2 separate regions of the Mus musculus genome follow, and region 2 is linked to region 1. Evidence: chromatin contacts called from ENCODE Hi-C or POLR2A ChIA-PET data. All regions are on one chromosome and are shown on one strand. Each heading gives the region's core, a stretch centred on a gene start or an enhancer-like site at or near the end of the contact. The rest is flanking DNA. Distances are from core to core; before and after follow the strand shown. Region 1 holds the start of H2bc6 (H2B clustered histone 6). Region 2 holds the start of H2ac7 (H2A clustered histone 7).

Evidence for each region. A loop is a pair of places that touch in the nucleus more often than their neighbours do. ChIA-PET counts read pairs that join two places held with the same protein, here RNA polymerase II (POLR2A).
Region 2: a map of heart shows a loop between it and region 1 (11-fold over the local background). The contact joins the promoter of H2ac7 here to the promoter of H2bc6 in region 1. A Hi-C loop is called at or near these places in 14 of 37 maps with a recorded cell type or tissue (adrenal gland, gastrocnemius, heart and 3 more). POLR2A ChIA-PET finds 5 or more read pairs at or near these places in 5 of 5 experiments (Patski and embryonic stem cell).

What each region holds. Positions count from the first base shown.
Region 1 is chr13:23,618,540-23,624,479 of GRCm38, reverse strand. It overlaps H2bc6 (H2B clustered histone 6), which reads left to right and starts at 3,386. Exons shown (of 2, transcript NM_001177653.1): 1 at 3,386-3,564. It overlaps H1f4 (H1.4 linker histone, cluster member), which reads left to right and starts at 1,922. Exons shown (of 1, transcript NM_015787.4): 1 at 1,922-2,703. The coding sequence starts at 1,983. The coding sequence ends at 2,642.
Region 2 is chr13:23,570,003-23,576,106 of GRCm38, reverse strand. H2ac7 (H2A clustered histone 7) reads right to left here and starts at 1,726. Exons shown (of 1, transcript NM_178188.4): 1 at 1,192-1,726. The coding sequence starts at 1,636. The coding sequence ends at 1,244. H2bc7 (H2B clustered histone 7) reads left to right here and starts at 1,900. Exons shown (of 1, transcript NM_178195.3): 1 at 1,900-2,347. The coding sequence starts at 1,917. The coding sequence ends at 2,297. H2ac8 (H2A clustered histone 8) reads left to right here and starts at 4,887. Exons shown (of 1, transcript NM_178187.4): 1 at 4,887-5,444. The coding sequence starts at 4,999. The coding sequence ends at 5,391. It overlaps H2bc8 (H2B clustered histone 8), which reads right to left and starts at 4,707. Exons shown (of 1, transcript NM_178196.4): 1 at 4,244-4,707. The coding sequence starts at 4,674. The coding sequence ends at 4,294. It also overlaps H3c4.

The DNA of each region.
Region 1 (5,940 bases), core at 2,137-4,636:
TAGAGGACTCGAATTGTCTCGAAATTCAGGGAGTTTAATCCCTGCCCCCATCTTGAACTCAATGAGAAACAAGAAACCAAAAAAAAGATATTGGAGAGCAAATACTAATGTGTTCTACCATTTGCAGGAAGTTTTTTTTTTTTTGTTATTAACAAAAAGGGGTTAAATCCCCACTTTTCAATATCAAACACCCATACAGTTTCTCTGCTCTGGCTCAGAGTTTTAATGAATACCAAAGTTTGCATTTGTTAATACATGAAGGTGAAAATATACATTATAGCATAGAAATACTGATAATATGAATCACTTTTATATAAAATTCATCATTAAAGATAATACCACAAGATCTTAAAAATGCCTCATGGACACTGTGTTGAACTGCTGAGTTCCTCTGTTTGCATTGCTTTTGTGTGTGGAGGTTTAGGATAGTAGAATTGATAATGTGATGTTAGAGACAATTGTATCACAAAACAAAAGCCATCACATTATACTATTGTATAACATAACATTGTATCTTACACTATTGTAAACATTGTATCTTATACTATTGTATAATATACTATTTTATAATATAACAATGTATCTTGTCTCTGTAGTGGGAGTCTTGTAATTTCTGAATATAATTCCAACCAAACATCCCAGAAATAATTACTGACACTGGATTATCATTGATCTCCTAGTCGTTACCTTGGTTGAACAGCTACATAAATAAAACAACCCATTTAACACCTTCAAGGCATGTCTTTGAATCTGTTTGAATGTCTTCTCAAATATGATTCTAAGATTAAATCTTAACCCCTCATTTACCCTGAGGAGATCCACGAAACATTATTCCCATGTTTCCATAAGGAGTAGCCATATATGGAGAACAGCTGTTCAGTAACGGGGCTAGGATTCTGTAACGAAGGCAGTAGAGATGTTCTGAGCTATATTTCTCATGTGTGTTTCTCTTGATCAATGGCTCAGTTATCTAGTTTTAATATACCACATTACAATTTAGTCCTAAAACATGTCAGAAGAACTATGCAAGACCCAAGAGAAATTCCTCAAAGTAAATCCCACCTTCATTTCCAAAGACGTTGAAAACAGCATTTATATGTTTCTTGGAAATTAGTCATTTTTATGTCTGCACCATAAGTATGTTTTGTACTCTCCCCCGACCCCAGTACTCTGAATTTGAGGTACCTCAACCCAAAGGAGTAGTTTGTCCAGAGAAATAGAAAAGCAACAGCCCCGCCCCCAACCCATGGGAACAGAAAGAAAAGAATTATACTAAGAAATTATTTTAAAACTTAGGAGAAGCGGCAGAAATAAAACCATAGATATATAGACTCATGGCCTATGAGAGAAGAATTTAACTCAAAATGGTAAATAATCTGTTAAGCATTGAACTAAACCAGTTTGATGAACTCAAATGCCCTCTGCTCAATAGGCAGGACTCTCGGAGGAGCCTGTGTTACTTCCTTCACTTAAGTGCAGATTTGTAATAAAAATCATAATGCCAAAGGCAAGGTTTTGGGCTACACAAGAAGCTAACCACTTGGAGAATCGTCTTTGATGGGTCAGAAAACTGTACAGTCCAAGATCAGTTTATAATTTACGAAGAAAATAGAAAGTTTTGTTTCTCTGAGTTGAAATTTGCTGAACACCGCAGGAAATATTGCAAGTTTTTGGCAGAAGGCTTAATGCTTTGCTCACTTTTTGAGATGTGCATGAAGCCCGAGACTTCGGGGAACATTATTTTTTAAAAATCGGGCAATTCGATGTAGGGAATTTTGACATTTTTGGCTTTTTTTGAGGTGTAACAAACACAACTCCGCATCTGAGAGGACACTCCGCGGCTGCCAGCGAGGCGGGCTGGACAGCGCACCAATCACGGCGCAGCTCCGCCCTATATAAACGGGCGGGCGCAGCGCCGCGGCCCGAGTCCTGGCCAGTCCCTCTGCTTCCGGCTCGAGTTCTCTCTCCTCACACGCTTCGCCATGTCCGAGACCGCGCCTGCTGCGCCCGCCGCACCGGCCCCCGCCGAGAAGACACCCGTCAAGAAGAAGGCCCGCAAGGCCGCAGGTGGCGCGAAGCGCAAAACCTCCGGACCCCCGGTGTCCGAACTCATCACCAAGGCTGTGGCCGCCTCCAAGGAGCGCAGCGGCGTGTCCCTGGCTGCGCTCAAGAAGGCGCTGGCGGCCGCGGGGTACGATGTGGAGAAGAACAACAGCCGCATCAAGCTCGGCCTGAAGAGCCTGGTGAGCAAGGGTACCCTGGTGCAGACCAAGGGCACCGGCGCCTCCGGCTCCTTCAAACTCAACAAGAAGGCGGCTTCCGGTGAGGCTAAGCCCAAAGCAAAAAGGGCAGGCGCGGCCAAGGCGAAGAAGCCTGCGGGCGCAGCCAAGAAGCCCAAGAAGGCTGCGGGGACAGCCACCGCCAAGAAGAGCACCAAGAAGACTCCAAAGAAAGCGAAGAAGCCAGCTGCAGCTGCAGGAGCCAAAAAAGCTAAGAGCCCGAAGAAGGCAAAGGCAACTAAGGCTAAGAAGGCGCCCAAGAGCCCTGCCAAGGCGAAAACGGTAAAGCCTAAAGCGGCCAAACCAAAAACCTCCAAGCCTAAGGCAGCTAAGCCAAAGAAAACCGCAGCCAAGAAAAAGTAAATTTTCTTTGGCCAACTGCTTAGAAGCCCAACAACCCAAAGGCTCTTTTCAGAGCCACCCACAACTCTCAGTAAAAGAGCTGTTGCACATTCACAGGGGGTGTGGTTAGGGTGGGAACAAACCTTAGTGGGCTGAGCTTAGCAGAGGAGGCTGGGGATATGTGGGTGTGCGCAATGGTGTTAACTCTAGCTTAGCTATCTGAAGGTCTGTACATAATCTCCTGTATGTGTGGTGGTGGTGGGTAAGTTCATATCCCACAAGTGACCCTTAGAGACCATGGGAATGAAGTAGTTTACTCCCGGCTGCCACGTCGATAACTTTTAAGGGAGATAGCAGAATGATTTAGAGATAGAATCTTAAGCATTGAGCGATTCAGTGCGTAAAGAGCAGGATCGATGTCCTGACAACCCCACCCGCATCTCATCTCAGTTCTGACTGCTGAAATCAAGCATACAAACCCAACTAGAGTACTTTTTTTTCTGTGTTCCCCCATGTTTGATAGCGATCGTGCTTAAATAGGTTAGCTATAGCAGATTTGTGCAGTTTAATTCGTACGTCCCGATTGGTGAAAGCGAAGTGACAAGACAGCCAATGAGACAGTAGACCTTCAAGTGTCGTTTACGTTCCTGTTCGTGACGAAACACTAAAACTAACCCAATCCTGAAAGAAATCTTATTAACCTCATTTGAATACTGCGTAATGTAAATGAATGTGGTGTTAACTGGTGACGGAGTAGGTATTTTACCAAATGTTTAGTGTGCCCAAGGGAGGGAGTTAAATTTTACACAATCCCTGAGCTGGCGAAGTCCGAGCCTGCCCCACAGAAGGATTCTTAGAAGCTGCCATCAACAAACAGAAGGACAAGGAGCGCAAACGCTACTGAAAGGAGAGCTTCTAGCAAGTGTACAACGTGCTGAAGCAGGTGAGCCCCAACATGAGCATCTTATCCAAGGCCATGGGCATCAATTACATTTTAAAGCACATTGCCTGCATCGTGCCGCATTACAAAAAGCGAGTAACCGTCATATCTCAGTTGATCCAGACTGCCATTCTCCTGCATTGCCCAGGAAGCTGGCAGAGCACCAAGCCTGTTACCAAGAAAACAAACCAAGTGCGCATTTGCACGAATGATTTCAAGGACTTTAAAGAGCCAGGCATTCTTTCAACAAATGAGTTGTTGTTGTTTCAAGTATCCTTAAACTTAAAACTATGCGGTTTTTTGGTTTTTGTTTGTTTGTTTGTTTGTTTGTTTGTTTTTTCTCAATCTGTTGGACATGTGATCAAGAAGTATAGGCCAAGTTAGCCCGGAATTTTCAATCCTTCCCAAGTGAAATTTATTCCCGTGTACTACCATGCCTGCCAGGGTTCTCATGCTTCAAACTTGTGTTTATGTGAACTCGGTGGTGCCCTGGAAATGAGGGTGATCGTAATGGTTTCAGGGAACCACACACTCACTGGCACATACATCCACATGGCATACAAGTTCAGAATAGTTAATTTGCTATCAATTATAGGTACTAAAATTAACTAAAGATGTTTTAAGCATGCAGCTCTTTATCTGTGCGCTTACGTATCCAAGTTCCTCTTCTAGAGACTGAACCGACCTTAGCATCCCGAGATTGCTCTCCTTGAGCACAAATGAGCACTCTCAAACAATTTCGTTTCAATTGGAGCTTTTGCTTTCTTCTTCATTCCAACCCACAACCTTTTCTTTTTATAAGGTATGTGTCTTATAGAAAAAGGGTTTAAGACAAGAGTTCCCACAGAAATGTGGTTGTTTGTAGATGCTTGCTTTGCAAGCAGGCCAATTTCAATGTGACTGGATTTGCCACTGGCAGAGATTATGCTCTGGCAGAAGGAAAAGCAATCAGGGATGATTAGGTTCTCTGTTACTGTATCTTAAACAGTTACTTAGTTCACGTCTTTGGCAGCTTTCAACAAGTATGTGTCCTAGGTGCCCCTTGCCCATAGTGGTGGTGCACTTGTTACACCTGGAAAGCAGGAAGCAGGCTGAAGCCAGAAGGAGGAAAATCCAGGTCTGTCAGATGTAGCTGTGTCTTCACCAGGCAGACTGGCATCTTGTGCTTAGGGAAGAGATGATGGCAGAGAAAATAAATCAAGGAAATAGAGAGGCTGAGAAGTAGTGTGGCTAGGAGAAAAGCAAATACAGGTTTTTAAAAAAATCTCAACATGGATCAGGTCGAATTTGAAGTATACTGGATAGGATGGAGGAAGCAGTGAATTTAGAACCTCACGAACTCACACCCTCACGAACAATAACAGGGTCATGTTGTAGGGATAGACTGTTGAGTAATGACACGTTTGATACCACTATAGACAAATAAAAATCCTACTGATGTTTTCCTTTTACAAAATACGACACTGCTCAGGTCAAGGGACATGGCCTGTGTGAAACCCCAAGATCTACAGCTGACTTTTGCCCTGCCTAAACTCTGGTACATAAAGTATTACTTTGACCTTGAAGTAGAGCCTTAAACAGCATCTTGAGCTAGTGATGTTGAGGCACGAGACAAAAGATCTTTCTTCAGCAGAAAATGTAAGTTCACACTGCCAAGCACAACTACACCGAAAAGCTCAAGCTCTGAACTTGGCTCTGGATCAGGCTTACATTCTAGAATACAAATCAACAGATACAGTAGCTAAACTGGACATTTAATTAAGGTTTTGCTAAGGTACTCTTGTGTCTTGGAGCACCAGGGAGATCCAGTACTAATTATTTATTACTTTGCATTCTTAGAACTGTGCATCCGTGTATGAGGTAGAAACACTGGGATCATTGCTGAGAATTTTCTAAAGTTGATGGATTTTCAAGACAAGAAATAAATAAATGAAAATTATTACAAGATGCTCATCATGTTATGCTGACTCGAAGTATAAGCTCTTAACAAATACAGTACTCATTGTCTGGTGGTCCTCTTCTGGCCTCCTGGGGTACACATGCAATGCACATATATAAATATAGGCATATGTATAAATCATACACATACAATAAAAATAATAAATTTCTTGAAAGGAAAGAAAGCCATAGGATGTGGTGGTGCAGGCCTTTAATCCCAGCCACTCAGGAGTTAGAAGCAGGCAGATCTCTATGAGTTTGGCAGACTGGTCTACAAATCAAGCCTATAAAGACCACATAGTGAGACAAAGAGAGAGAAAGAGAGAATATGAAGGAAAGAAAAAGAAAAGCTAACATCATTGTCCTTTCCATAATAATGATTTGGGAGTTTTTAAGTCAAAATATTTGCGTGTGTATGTGTTTAGCGTTTACTGAGTTGCA
Region 2 (6,104 bases), core at 477-2,976, 47 kb after region 1:
ACGAGGTAGGCCTCGCTCGCCTCCTGCAGAGCCATGACGGCCGAGCTCTGGAAGCGCAGGTCGGTCTTGAAGTCCTGCGCGATCTCGCGCACCAGGCGCTGGAACGGCAGCTTGCGGATCAGCAGCTCGGTCGACTTCTGGTAGCGCCGGATCTCGCGCAGCGCCACGGTGCCGGGACGGTAGCGGTGAGGCTTCTTCACGCCGCCGGTGGCCGGGGCGCTCTTGCGGGCGGCCTTGGTGGCCAGCTGCTTGCGCGGGGCCTTGCCGCCGGTGGACTTGCGAGCGGTCTGCTTAGTACGAGCCATGATAAGAAAAAGAGAGAAGTCTCAGGGAATGAGAACGGTAATGAACTGTGGCCGGAGTACATATATATAAAGCGAAAGAGCCTCGTTCTGATTGGACGAAACAATACATTACCACAGCGACCTTATTGGTAGATTTGCTAATATCTCTCCAGGCCACTCCCCATTTATTTTAATATTTTGTTTCTTGATCTGTTTTTATACTTTATATGCTTATATTGTTCTTTTATCTTTCACAAAACAAAGTTCTATCCAATCTATACTTAATTATATAACATGCCGTTTGTGTACTGTTATAAAATTGTGACCCCAAAACGAACCGCGCCTGGCTATAGACAATTGTTGAACTAGATGTTGTCATTGTTTCCTCTACATGAAGATTGAAGATACACGTGAAAAATCAAAACTTAAACTTTTGAGTCTTTTTTCACTAAGGAAGCTGTTTGATTACAGTATTAACATAATCAGTAAAGGAGTAATTTTAAACACGCGTTTTACCTAGATAAATGAGAACTTTTTCCTAAAAACAGTAAGTGTATATTTTGTATAGAAGGGCAAAGGAAAAAAAGGCTACTGCTACAATTTTCAGTTGGAGTGACAAGGCAGAACACTATGAAGCCACTTTTGTACTACTCATAACAAATATACTTAACGAAATTCCAGTTTGTCCTAATTTAAAAAAAAAGGCCAAATACTAAAGGTGAGAACAATCAGGAAACATGTAATAAAAATAATTATAAGAATCCTAACAAATGATGCTTGGTAATTAAAATCTTATTTGGTATACTAGTGAAAATTTCATATTGTAAGATAAGACAAATGACAGTGATTACATCACGGTTAATATTTCATTGGAAAATGCAGCAAATGGCTCTTTTAAATGACGAAGTGGATGGCTCTGAAAAGAGCCTTTGTTTTTATACAAGTTCAGAAGACCAATCTTATTTCCCCTTGGCCTTGTGGTGGCTCTCGGTCTTCTTGGGCAGCAGCACGGCCTGGATGTTGGGCAGGACGCCGCCCTGCGCGATGGTCACGCGGCCCAGCAGCTTGTTGAGCTCCTCGTCGTTGCGGATGGCCAGCTGCAGGTGGCGCGGGATGATGCGCGTCTTCTTGTTGTCGCGGGCCGCGTTGCCCGCCAGCTCCAGGATCTCGGCCGTCAGGTACTCCAGCACGGCCGCCAGGTACACCGGGGCGCCGGCGCCCACGCGCTCCGAGTAGTTGCCCTTGCGGAGCAGCCGGTGCACGCGGCCCACGGGGAACTGCAGGCCGGCCCGGGAGGAGCGGGTCTTGGCCTTGGCGCGAGCCTTGCCACCCTGTTTGCCGCGTCCAGACATTGTACAGATTAAGCAGTTACTAAGAACTAATGGTTTTGAAACAAGAACGTAGCCTTTATATTATTCGCTGGGCGCGAAAAAGGACCTATGCCATTGGCTGACGTCTTTTTTCCTAGACCAATGAGAAGCATTCGGGGCGCACGTTGATTGGGCAAGACTTCGTATGCCATCCGTCATAAACCAATCAAAGGTGCCCTTTCACATCCCTCATTTGAATAAGACCTCATCAACTAGACAAGACCAGTTGCCTCCGTGAAAGTTCCAGAAATTCTCACCAACCATGCCTGAGCCTGCTAAGTCCGCTCCCGCCCCGAAGAAGGGCTCCAAGAAGGCCGTGACCAAGGCCCAGAAGAAGGACGGCAAGAAGCGCAAGCGCAGCCGCAAGGAGAGCTACTCGGTGTACGTGTACAAGGTGCTGAAGCAAGTGCACCCCGACACCGGCATCTCCTCCAAGGCCATGGGCATCATGAACTCGTTTGTGAACGACATCTTCGAGCGCATCGCGAGCGAGGCTTCCCGCCTGGCGCATTACAACAAGCGCTCGACCATCACGTCCCGGGAGATCCAGACGGCCGTGCGCCTGCTGCTGCCCGGGGAGCTGGCCAAGCACGCCGTGTCGGAGGGCACCAAGGCTGTCACCAAGTACACCAGCTCCAAGTGAGTTCCTTTAACACACACTCCTAACCCAAAGGCTCTTTTCAGAGCCACCTACCCTTTCAAAAAGGGAGCTGTTGCCAGACACCGAATACTGTTTAATCCTCCAAGAAAAATTGTAACATTGGATGTTGATACTTAGTAACAGTTGTTACTTTTATGTTCTGTGTAGAAAAAAAAAAAGACGTGCCTGTAAATTCATTGGCGTAATGAAAGACCCACAACGTGAGGACTCCACCACCTTCTGACTCAGGAGAGGCGACACCCCAAAATCAACGAGAAACGGTCTTGCTGCAAATTGCAAGAGGATTTTTATTCAAGAGCAGTCTCGGGCCCACGGTCATACACCACCCAGGGGTAGAGGACCGTGGCGCCCCGAGTAGCTGAGTAAGGGGGTATTCAAAGGAAGGAACCACAACTCAAGGAGGTGGGGAGGGCGTTGTTAGAAAATACCAAAAATACCAGTTAAGAGTCACAAAGAAGTACAAAGTCACAGTTTCTAAGAGCCCCTAACAATCTAAGAGCCCCTAGCAATAGCACCTTTGCATAGTGGGTTCCAGCAATGGTCAGGGTGGGTCAGGGTGACTTTCTTTGAATGAACACTCTTTGAACCCAGAAAGCACGTGGGTGGAGGAAGGAATCTTGATATCTGTTTTATGATTAGCATACCTTGGAGCACTGAGTTTACTACTCTTTCAGTAAATGTGAAGAATTTTATTGTTTCCAACTATAGTGAATAGCATATGGCATGCTTTGAGATTCCTAAGTAGTCTAGACATCACCTTTTCCCCCAATTTGTAAAAAATCTTGTAAGTGAAATATGAAGTGGTTAATTTCTAACCTTTTTGTGGGTTCATGTCAGTTGGATTATACACACATGCACAAATATATTAGCCTCATGTAGCTAGTATGACCTTAACTTCAGAATCTGGCCTCTCCCCCAGAAACTGGCACTAACTACTGGATTGTGCCAACTTGAGGTTTTCCTACAGTATTTTTTTGAATTAAGCTTCTAGTGTATTAGCTTTATAGAAGTAGAAGTTTCTGAAACTTATCAAGAAACGTGTTCCTATTTGCTTTCTCTTTGAGAAGTTAGCTGTCGGAATCTACATTGTGATTCATGATGCTGGATAGGAATTGCCATACCTGGATGAACTGGTAGACTGTCCAAACAAAAGAGCATGTTTTCATCTACTATGAGAAATTTAAGCAATACAACTTATTCCAGACTTTAGGATATTGTCACAGATCTCATCTAATATGCAATTGCTTGAACATTTAACAGTAGAAGAGGAAACTGGAACACAGGGTAGTGACTAAGCAAAAGATATAACTGCAATCAATTGCCTTGAAACTAAAGGAAGCATCAAGGAGAGAGCAGCTTAGAACATCTGAAAGCAACTTTGGATCCTCACTTGGCTTAGATCAAAGCATAACCTTCATTGAGACTTATTAAAATTTAAAATGCAGTTTTATAATGTATTCTCACAGGTTCAAAATTTACTGATGTTAATACTAGAATTACACTTTTCTTTAGTGTTTTAATGGGAGAGTGATGCTGGCAGTTTAGAATTACACTGGCATCAATGTTAGCCTCTGTTGGTTACCTCATTGGTCATAAAAAAACAATGCCATAAAAACCTATCCTAGCACTCCCTTCGTACAATGTAATCACATCTGAAAGGGAATAGTTGAAATAATGAAGAGAAAACTTGAAAATTTCATTCCACTTCTTATGCACTCTGGAGAAGAAAATCTAAGGACTGAAGCCATCAATCAGCTCTCAAAAGGTAGTTACTGTGTAGTTTACAAATTGATAGTGTATCTGGCAGCGCGTTGGTTACACTGAGGCAAACATATTCTTCACACTAACATACACTTAGCTAATATTGTGTCATTTCCCAGCGTTATAATACAAAAGCCAAGCATTACAAAGCACTTAAAGTGACAGTATGGGTGGCTCTGAAAAGAGCCTTTGGGTTAGGAGTGTGAGTTAAATGAACTCACTTGGAGCTGGTGTACTTAGTGACAGCCTTGGTGCCCTCCGACACGGCGTGCTTGGCCAGCTCCCCGGGCAGCAGCAGGCGCACGGCCGTCTGGATCTCCCGGGACGTGATGGTCGAGCGCTTGTTGTAATGCGCCAGGCGGGACGCCTCGCCCGCGATGCGCTCGAAGATGTCGTTCACGAACGAGTTCATGATGCCCATGGCCTTGGAGGAGATGCCGGTGTCGGGGTGCACTTGCTTCAGCACCTTGTACACGTACACCGAGTAGCTCTCCTTGCGGCTGCGCTTGCGCTTCTTGCCGTCCTTCTTCTGGGCCTTGGTCACGGCCTTCTTGGAGCCCTTCTTCGGGGCAGGAGCGGACTTCGCAGGCTCGGGCATGGTAGAAACAAGCAACAAAGAGAAAGATAAAACAGGAAATGAGATGTGGGAGAAGCTTCGTTCTTGCCATTTTATAGAGGTTCTATGCAAATAAGGGACTCAAAAGTAGTCAACTCTGATTTGAAGGCCAGTTAGTGACACCATTACCCAAATTAGATTGTATTGTACCTCTTTCCTTATTGGCTGCAGAGGAAAGATAGTTTTAACCAATCACACATCAGCTTTTCCACTTCCATGTACGAGTATAAGTAGCTTCTCGTCTGGCCTTTTAGTACCGCTTCGTTGTAATTCTTTGCAATTATAATTTCCTACCTTCTTGCGTCAATGTCTGGACGTGGCAAACAGGGTGGCAAGGCTCGCGCCAAGGCCAAGACCCGCTCCTCCCGGGCCGGCCTGCAGTTTCCCGTGGGCCGCGTGCACCGGCTGCTCCGCAAAGGCAACTACTCGGAGCGCGTGGGCGCCGGCGCCCCGGTGTACCTGGCGGCCGTGCTGGAGTACCTGACGGCCGAGATCCTGGAGCTGGCGGGCAACGCGGCCCGCGACAACAAGAAGACGCGCATCATCCCGCGCCACCTGCAGCTGGCCATCCGCAACGACGAGGAGCTCAACAAGCTGCTGGGCCGCGTGACCATCGCGCAGGGCGGCGTCCTGCCCAACATCCAGGCCGTGCTGCTGCCCAAGAAGACCGAGAGCCACCACAAGGCCAAGGGGAAATAAGATCTTTCTTCTAATCTCGTAAAAAAAACAAAGGCTCTTTTCAGAGCCATTCACTTAATTCAGTAAAGTGCTGAAATACTATAAGCCTTAAGTGGATTTAGGACTAAAATTTCCGATTTGTATTCAATGGCATAAGAAAATTCAACCTGTCAATTGTCCCCCAGCTTCTCCAATAAATGGGTCAATTTTTTTCAGATTCATAAGATTGCCCACTAGGACATGTGTGCATATGAGCAAAATGACCGTGAAGTTACTTTTATGCCAAGAGTATCAATTTCCATGAAACAACAGAATTGTAATTATTTGGCAACATGGTTAAAATGTTCTGCACATGTTACTGTGCACATAACGTTCTGACACAATAGGGTAGGTAAAGCCCTGCTAATGACATGGAGGGTTGCTTTTGATTTTGGGTTTTATTTTCTAGGCAGCGTCTTAACTAGTAGCTCCGGCTGTCTTGGAACTCATTAAGTTGTTCAAACTGGCTTCAATCTCACAGAGATCCTGCCTCTACCTTCCTTTTGGTAGGATTAAAGGCTTGACCACTATGCCCAGCCAATGCAGGCTAAAGGGCTTTTGGCTTCAGAAAAAAAAAAAAAAAAGACTCAAAGCCAGTATTCATTAAAACTAAAGTGAACTTGATTTGTTTTAATTATTCAATCTTGATTAATTCTATTTCATTATTTGTGAAAGTTGAGCAGTTCAAAGACTGG